2 separate regions of the Homo sapiens genome follow, and region 1 is linked to region 2. A link is a contact called in ENCODE Hi-C data. All regions are on one chromosome and are shown on one strand. Each heading gives the region's core, a stretch centred on a gene start or an enhancer-like site at or near the end of the contact. The rest is flanking DNA. Distances are from core to core; before and after follow the strand shown. Region 1 has its middle 61 kb from the start of CAMK2D. Region 2 overlaps ANK2 (ankyrin 2).

Region 1 (4,050 bases), core at 1,518-4,017, 440 kb after region 2:
GAAGTCCAGTCTGCAGAGACAGAAGAATGAAGGACACAGAAAGAGATAAAACTCTCATGATCCCTGTTGGCTTTACATTCATGGATTTTAGTCCTTCTAGAAGCTGTGTTGCATTCAGCAGCCTTGTTCTTTGAGATAACTTATAATCCTGTAATATAGTCCTCATATTTCTAATATGTTCTGAGCTATTTTGTGGTTTTCAGTAAAGTAAATTTAATGTATATTCTAGACCTAACTAGGGCAGGACAGGCTCAGGAAAAATTAGCTCTAGGGCTTAAGCATGACAAGATTTGAGAGTTAGGTGAATAATTTGTAATCCTAGAAGATAAAACAAGCAAGCAAACAAAAAAAAAAACCCACACACCTCTTCACGTGGTTATTAGAAATTTGGAGCATTGGGTGCGGGGAAACACCATTTAAAAAAATGGAAAAAGCACTCCATTGATGATGATTATGGTAGTGATGCTATAGATGATGAGAAGATGCCATGTACTAAGAACTAAATATTTGCCAGATAGGGAATAAATATAGTGTACTTCACTGAAGCATCTGTCAGTCTCTAAATTATCCCCTTCACAAACTCACAAACGCAGTAACAAGATGGACAGATTCCAGTGAGCCATGTTTAAACATGACCTCTCCCCTACATCCACATCTGATGGGAGTATTTATTTATTAAACAGATATTTATTGAGTACCTATCATATATGGAGTGGTGAACCAAACAGATAACATTTCTGCTTTTTTGGGGCTTTTGGCAAAGATAGGACGGTAAAGATAGAATGAGCTAAGGTACTATGCTTGATGCTTCCAGGTAGATTCACCCTAACCCTCCAAAGTAAGTAGTGGTATTCTTATTTTACAGAGAAGAAAGCTAAGCTCTCTTTCCCTAACCAGGGAAATTAAGTTGCTAATAACTAGAAAGTGAATAAAGGGCAAAGGCAGCTGTATCCTAACTCTGAGCCTTTCTGAAGTCTGTGATTATCCTAGTTGCACCATTTATGTCCCATAAGCAGGACACAGAAACATTTAGCTGTGATCTATGGGCTGGAAAGTGACAACTACTGCTGCTGCTAGGATAGGAAGCTTGGCGCTGGACACCTCAATGTACAGCTGGACTGGCAAAGCACTAAACATGTCCATCACCATGTTTGCTAGGAACGGCAAACTATGAAACCTAGAGATGGTCTCCTCCTCACTTCTGTCTTCCAAATTTTGCATAAGTACACCTTATTGTCAGCACCTAGTTTGCACTTAGAACACCAACTGCAAAGGAGTCTGGGGAAATGTAGCTTTCAGGTTTCCAGCCTCCGAATGAATGATAGCACACCAGGAGGAGGGGAGAAATTCTTAGCAACCCAGTGCTTAGTATTTGGCATCCCATTACATTAAGATGCCTTGAATATTTGCTTAGAAATGTGATATTTCATACTGGCAGGTTTGGACATGCAGGGGTTTGTCTGGTGTTGTTTGGGATTTTTCTAGGTTTTGAGTCACTCCACATGTTTTTGCCACACAATTAATTACTTGTACCATTTCAAATTAAAGGAGACTTTATAAAGAGATACCTATGTGCAGACTCAAGAGCGGACTGAAATACCTGGGAGTCAGAAGCCTAAAGTTTGTGTGTATATTTTTTTCCCTGCAGGTTCCCAATAACTGTGTGTCACCTTCAACAAGATCTCTAGCCTCTTTGGGTTTTTCAGCGTTTTCTCCACTGTAACAAGAATAATGGCTCTCGCCACTTCTCTGCCTCTAAGGGTGTTGTCAGAATTAATGAGACATCAGGGTGAAAAGCTTTCTACATTTTTTTCCCCTCAGAGAATGCTGGAAAAAAAAATAGAAGTAATATCTGTATTTTGTGAAGAACTTTTCTTTCTGCATGTCTTCATAACATTTAGAAAAGAGTTTACAGATTTTTTTTTTTTTGAGCAATGGCAATTACCATAGGTGTTACATATAATAAGGGAACTTTATCTGTCAAGAGAAACAAAGGAGAAACTAAAAACTTGAGTCAGAGAAAGTATGCTCCTGGCTTACTCTTTAATGGAATGAGTAGGAGGGCTGAGAAAATCACAAGTAAAATATTACTGTACAGAGAGCATCTGAAAGTAGGAGGAGAAACTACTTAATTAAAGTTGCCACCCTCAAAGTAGAAAAAGAAAAGTGATACTGACTGCTGACAAGTTGCTGAAATGCCTTAGATATACTGGAGAGAGAAGATGAAAGTTGGAGGTCAAAATCTTTGTGCTTTAGGGTTAAACTGCTCAGATCAATGATAATAATATCACTGATCATTATGTTCCATTGGAAGTTAAACTCTAACGAGTTAAAAATGTTCTCAACCATTTAATTAATTATTCAATGAATTGTTTGTTAACATAGGCAACAAGTACTATATCAATTCTCTCACTTCAGTGGAATGCAATACTCTGGATTCTGATGGGTGTTAATGCTGTCAAACATGCACATCTTAATAAGATTTATTCTTGGCCATCTGTAGATAATGACTTTCTAAATAAAGCTGTTCTTGGAGACAGAAAATATTCAACTCTGATATTTATAGTACTGTCCATATTTATAATCAAGTTGCTTTTTTGTTTAGAATCCTTTGTTTTAGGATGTTAAGCATTTTGGAAAATATTGTGGGGGCACATATAATTATTATTTCTTTAGGGTAAAGTACAGCTAAGCAAGGATAGGCCAAATGTCAAAGAGTGGTCCAGAAGTCAGACTGAGAGTTCAATTTCCTCACCCACTGACCGCACTCACTGAATGCCTCTGAAAAACCATGACTAATCACTTCTTCTTTTCAAGTATCTTATGAGGATATCTTTCTTAAAAGTATTTTATTCAGTTTCAAAAGATTTTTTATTACCTAATGCCTTTTCTCTAACTCAAAACAAATAGTACTTTTCAGTAATCGTTGCCCTTTTCACATCAATCCTTCTCCACATTGGTTGAACAATACTCTTTGGGAAAAAATAAACTGGATAGTACAACATATAGTAAGTTGAATATATAATATCTTCTTCTAATAGGTCTTCACATTTTTGCATCAAACTTGTTGTCTTAAATTCAACATCTTCTTTTGAGTAATAATACTTATGAATAACTTATGGAAAACATTGTTAAAGGTGAAAGTATCATAGAAACAAGAACTCCAGGGCATTTAAATATATCGCGAATGAGGCTTTATAAAGACTATGAATGCTAATTTGTATATCAAATATAAACAGGGTTACTAGTGAAAACAAGGTCCAAATAGGGTAATTCAAAATAGCATATTCATATCTTTTTAAACATCCCTCAGAAAACTATATTTGAAGCAATCAGGATAATCTACATATTTCTTACAAAAATACATTTGTTTTACAAAGAGCAAGATGAGCAATTAAAGTAAAACTATTAAGGATGTTGTAAGTGTCTGGGGCTAAGATTTCAGAATTAGAGTTTGGGATTAAGAAGCAATTTCTTGCATACTAAAGTTGTAAAGGTGTCAATATGAATGTGTGGCTTCCTTGAATAGTGCTCATGTATGCAGAGATCGGTGTTGATAATGCAACTATTATCATTTTTGTGATTTGGTTTGGAAAGGACAGGAAAGGATAATTGTATAAGAGAAGCAATGGTACAAATCAAATGAAAATTCAGATGATCAGCCAGGTCCAAGATGCATGGAGAATGAAGACAGAAACTTGTGAAAGTTTTTGTTTGTTTGTTTGTTTATTTTTAAAAGAGGGATTGATATCTGAGGAAGACCAAGTTACTGGAAGTCTTCAACTTGGAAGTCAAAGAATAAATAGGAAATATGTTTATAGAGAATGTTAGCTAAAATTTTCAGACATTTTAGTTTGCAGGGCATGACAAGATGGAGGGTAAAGCTGTAAGAGTGGGTAGTTGTGAAAGAAATGCAAAGGGAAATTATTGCATTAGTGATCTATTGCTGTGTTACAAATCACAAATTCAGTGGCTTAAGACGATATTAATTATCTCACAGTTTCTGTGAGTCATGAGTCCAGTTACTGCCTAGCTGGATTCTCTTCTTAG
Region 2 (3,996 bases), core at 2-2,501:
CACTGGGCATCAGAATAAAAGGCCTCTAGAAATTGCTGAACAATGGTTAATTAAGATATTGCTAACACAATCGAGTGATAATACAGTTTTACTGCAAAAGAAGCACTTCAAACCTATTATGTCCTTAGAACTTCCAGAGTAGCCACTGCTCCCAGTTAAAGGTGGGTCAGTAGCCTTGCAGAACTGTCCTGAGAAGTTATTGCTGGTGCTGGCCAGCCATGGCTTAGGACTCCAACAGCCACTCTGAGGGAGGGGAGAAGGGAGCAGAGGCCACGCAGAATGAACCGATGGGGTATTCAGTTGCTGGCAGCTACATTGTGTGGCATTCTAGCATCTTCAGGTCTTTAGATCTTGGACAAGTTGGCAGGGTATTTTAAAAGCTATAACTACTGTAGTTTTCCAGTTTTCATTGCTGCTTTAGCAAACCACGCTGTCTTACAGTGGTACTTTCTTCTGGCCACTGCACTGTAGATAATTCATTGGAAACAAGATTTACCCACTACATAAAAGGTTAAACTCCTTCAGTATGTTGGAGTGGTTTCTTTTTTTTTTTCTTTCTTTCTTTTTTTTCTTCAGGTTTATATCTTCTCTAATACCTGCATGTGGCGTTTAAAAATCAAGACCACGGTCAAACCCCTCTTCTAATCACATTAATTGTTTCCATTCTTTTTACCCTGAGTGAGCACTTTTCACTTTCCAGCTAGGTCTGTTTTTCAGCTTGCAGACAAGATTGAGAAATCCTTGAAAATTTGGTTTTGGTTAAAATTTTTGGTTTATTTATTTGAAATCCACACTCCCTTGGAAACTCTTAAGTGCATTTGTGCACTTCTGTTTGTTTGTCTCAAAGAAGGGACTGTAACAATCTGAGTAATTTCCATGTCCTCTTCCTTATTCCTCTAGTGGTTGAAGCTGTGTAGCATTTTAACATATATATATTCACAAATATATTCATATAAACAGTATACATTTTGAATCAGTCATTTGTTAAAGAAAAGTATATTCAATGAAGATGAAATTTAAATAAAAAAGGACAGAGTCTATCCTCCAGGGATTGAACATTTTCCAATTATCTGGTCTTTTCCTGTTGTGCAAAAATGACTCATTGCTCCGAATGTCAAAAACAAATGCGACAAACAATGGCACTTCATCATTTAAAGTAATGTTGCCAAGAGAAAAAATTTCCTGGGAGGGAGGTTTCCCACAAGCCAAATCTCCTAAGCCTCAAATGCTAGCACTTTTTGGCAGTTGGATAGGAAATGAGACATTCTTTGGCAGCCAAAATAAGAGAGGCCGATGGTGAAACTTTTTGAGACACCCTATGGCCTTCTTGTCAAAACCTTCACTGGAGCTCAAGAAAAGCATTTCTGTTGTGTTATTTGCAGTGCAGATGATGTCTGTGTAACAACATAATGGTTATTCACCTTTTTTTGATTTTGATTTTTGCTGTGTTATCAAAAACTTGAATACTGTGAGAAGAAGTGAATTTTCAGTTGACGAATCAGCATCTTGTTCCCATGGTGATAACACTAATTGAATATATCTATGAGGGCATGTATTAGTTAATGGAAAAAAAAATACAACACTAACAATACATAGCTGCAATGTGTACAATGGCTGATTTAATTAAATAAAATGTACAAGTGTTAAATGTGGCAACGGTGATTTGTTCTTCTTTATCATGAATCTGTGATTTCAGGAGAATAAGAGGTTTTAAAAAGTTGAGCTAGACTTGAAACCAACAGAAAGACACAAATTGCTTTTTTTCTTATGGTTTTTATTTAGTCGCTGAATATGCTATATGCCTGGCACTGGATTAAGCACTGGGATAAATAGATTTTGCCTCTGCCCTCAAGAAATTCTTATTGTTCTTGTTATGCAAAAGAAGAAAATGAGGATTTTTGTTTTGGATCACTACTAAATGAAAGAAAATAGGAATTTGGGGACTTGCAGGGGATGAGAAAGGGTAAGTGGGATTGGCAGCACAGCAAGACTGGTTTGGTTCTCTCCCATGAGGCCATGGCTGTCACTAAATACTTTCTGTCTTTGGGAACAGCAGTTGGCTCTGGAGTTTTCTTTCTGTCTTAGAGCCTGAGAATTTAAAATTAAATGGATATATTAATATAAATAAAGACAGGGTAGGACTATGGAAAATCAAAATCAGTTGTGTGTGGAGAGTTTTGTTTCATTTTTTGAAAAATCCCTTTACTGTTGCTTTAATATTTTTTACAGTAAAAACAAAACAAAAAAGACATGATTTAGAAATTGAGTAGGTTTTATTTAAATCTTATCTGGTATGAGACAGGAAGCTCACTGGATCTGATTTCTATCCTTGGTTGATTTACAGGTCTTCTGAACTTAAAATACCAATTATGCTTGACATTTTTCAAAGAAAACAGTTAAAAATAATTCCAAAGTAGGAGTGTCTGTGTGATCATCTCTCTCCTTCTCATTTGTTTAATGTGCTGTACTTTCTACTTACAGGAACTCTGGGCTTGTGTTACTTTGGGTTTGATTAAGGAAATCAAAGCATCAGAGAAGATTCAATGTCTTCTCATGTTTAATTATTTGCTGTGCAAAACCCATTTTTGTAAAAGAACTTCAGTGAGTCATATGCCGTTTTACAGAAGTATATTTAAAGGTAGGGTGGGGGAAACTTCCAGACTGAGAGAAGATTATGCACCACTCATAAATCATTTGTATTAGTCATGAAGAGGTGAAAGTGACATATAAGCACTCGGAAACAGGCTTGAATTGAATTTGAAATTAGTTTGCTCGTGGAGTCACTTGATTTCTGTAAGCATGGAGAGTCTGGGTGTGGGCAAGTAGTCAGGCAAATGAATAAATCAGATAAAGAGAAGTTAAACGTAGGTCTAGTGAGAACCAAAATCACTACGAGGTTCTCCTGAATAACAGAATAAAAATGAACTGCTTGCTTTCATCATGCTCTAAAAGAAAATATTTCAAAGTCTATGTCTTTGGTTGCCACCTCTGCTTAAAAACTATATGCTCCTTCCTTCATTTAAGGTATCATTTCTCTTTCTAATCTAATTGAAGCTAGAATTACAATCATAGACTGAATCACCAAAGTAAGAAAATCTTTTAGATATCTGTGCGGTGGGGATGGAGGGGGCGATGTCCTGAACACAAATTAAAATACTCCTATTGGGTTATACTCAGGCCTTCTGGGAAAAACAAAAGTACTCCCTGGCTTTAAATTAGTTCCACAGTATGAAGTAAATAGTGCATATGGATAGACTTTGGATGGAGCTATTATCTATGGTAAACAGAGACATTTGGCAGTGGCACATGTAATATTTCAAGAGATGTCTTCAGTCACTGGAGACATTCAGTTGTTCAGTTCATGGAATGTTTCCATGAGGCAATGTGACAAATTGGTAAGTGTGTTATCTTACAGTAAGACCTGGATTGGAATCAGTCCAGCTCTGTCTAGCCCCCTTCCATGACTTTGTAAAGGTTTATCGACTGGATGACAATTTCCTCATCAGTAAAATAGGAGACACTGCTACTAGCCTTGGATGCATCTCACTGCTCCAGGCAGGGAAGGTCAGCCAGCCCTGGCCTGTCTGTCACTCCTTAGTGTAGAAGAGCCCCTGTTGTGCAAGTATCCTTGATGTCCGTTCATTGTGGATCCCTGTTTGTGACCCTCTGCCTCTTTGTGTAGGAGTCAGCCTCGGGGTAGGTGTTAAAGGCATTAGCTTACCCCTGTAGGTTAGAAAATACAGTTAAATCTTTTCCTATTATAATGAGAATCACAGGGATGTTGTCAGTTAAGCCCTTCGATTCACTTCCCATTTGGAGGAAGGACTCTTCAGGATCTCTTTCTGTTTCTTCAGTGGGCCCTGTATTAGTCAGGGTTCTCTAGAAGGACAGAACTAATAGGATAGATATGTATACGGGGAGTTTATTAAGGAGTATTAAATCACATGATCTCAAGGTCCCACTATAGGCTGTCTGCAAGCTGAGGAGGAAGGAAGC

The links. A loop is a pair of places that touch in the nucleus more often than their neighbours do. Pooled maps may share reads with other maps.
Region 1: a pooled map shows a loop between it and region 2 (8-fold over the local background). The contact joins two enhancer-like sites. A Hi-C loop is called at or near these places in 5 of 37 single-sample maps with no recorded cell type and 10 of 50 pooled maps.

Annotation. Positions count from the first base shown.
Region 1 is chr4:113,820,649-113,824,698 of GRCh38, forward strand. No RefSeq gene overlaps it. Among named protein-coding and RNA genes, the nearest start is that of CAMK2D, 61 kb to the left of the region's middle. Within about 2 kb of position 2,768, at least 2 of the 41 ENCODE cell types and tissues checked have a DNase peak (open chromatin) inside an H3K27ac peak, as active enhancers do.
Region 2 is chr4:113,382,085-113,386,080 of GRCh38, forward strand. ANK2 (ankyrin 2) reads left to right here. Exons shown (of 46, transcript NM_001148.6): 46 at 1-1,652. Among named protein-coding and RNA genes, the nearest start is that of MIR8082, 230 kb to the left of the region's middle. RefSeq lists an enhancer at 3,394-3,996. Within about 2 kb of position 1,252, at least 5 of the 41 ENCODE cell types and tissues checked have a DNase peak (open chromatin) inside an H3K27ac peak, as active enhancers do.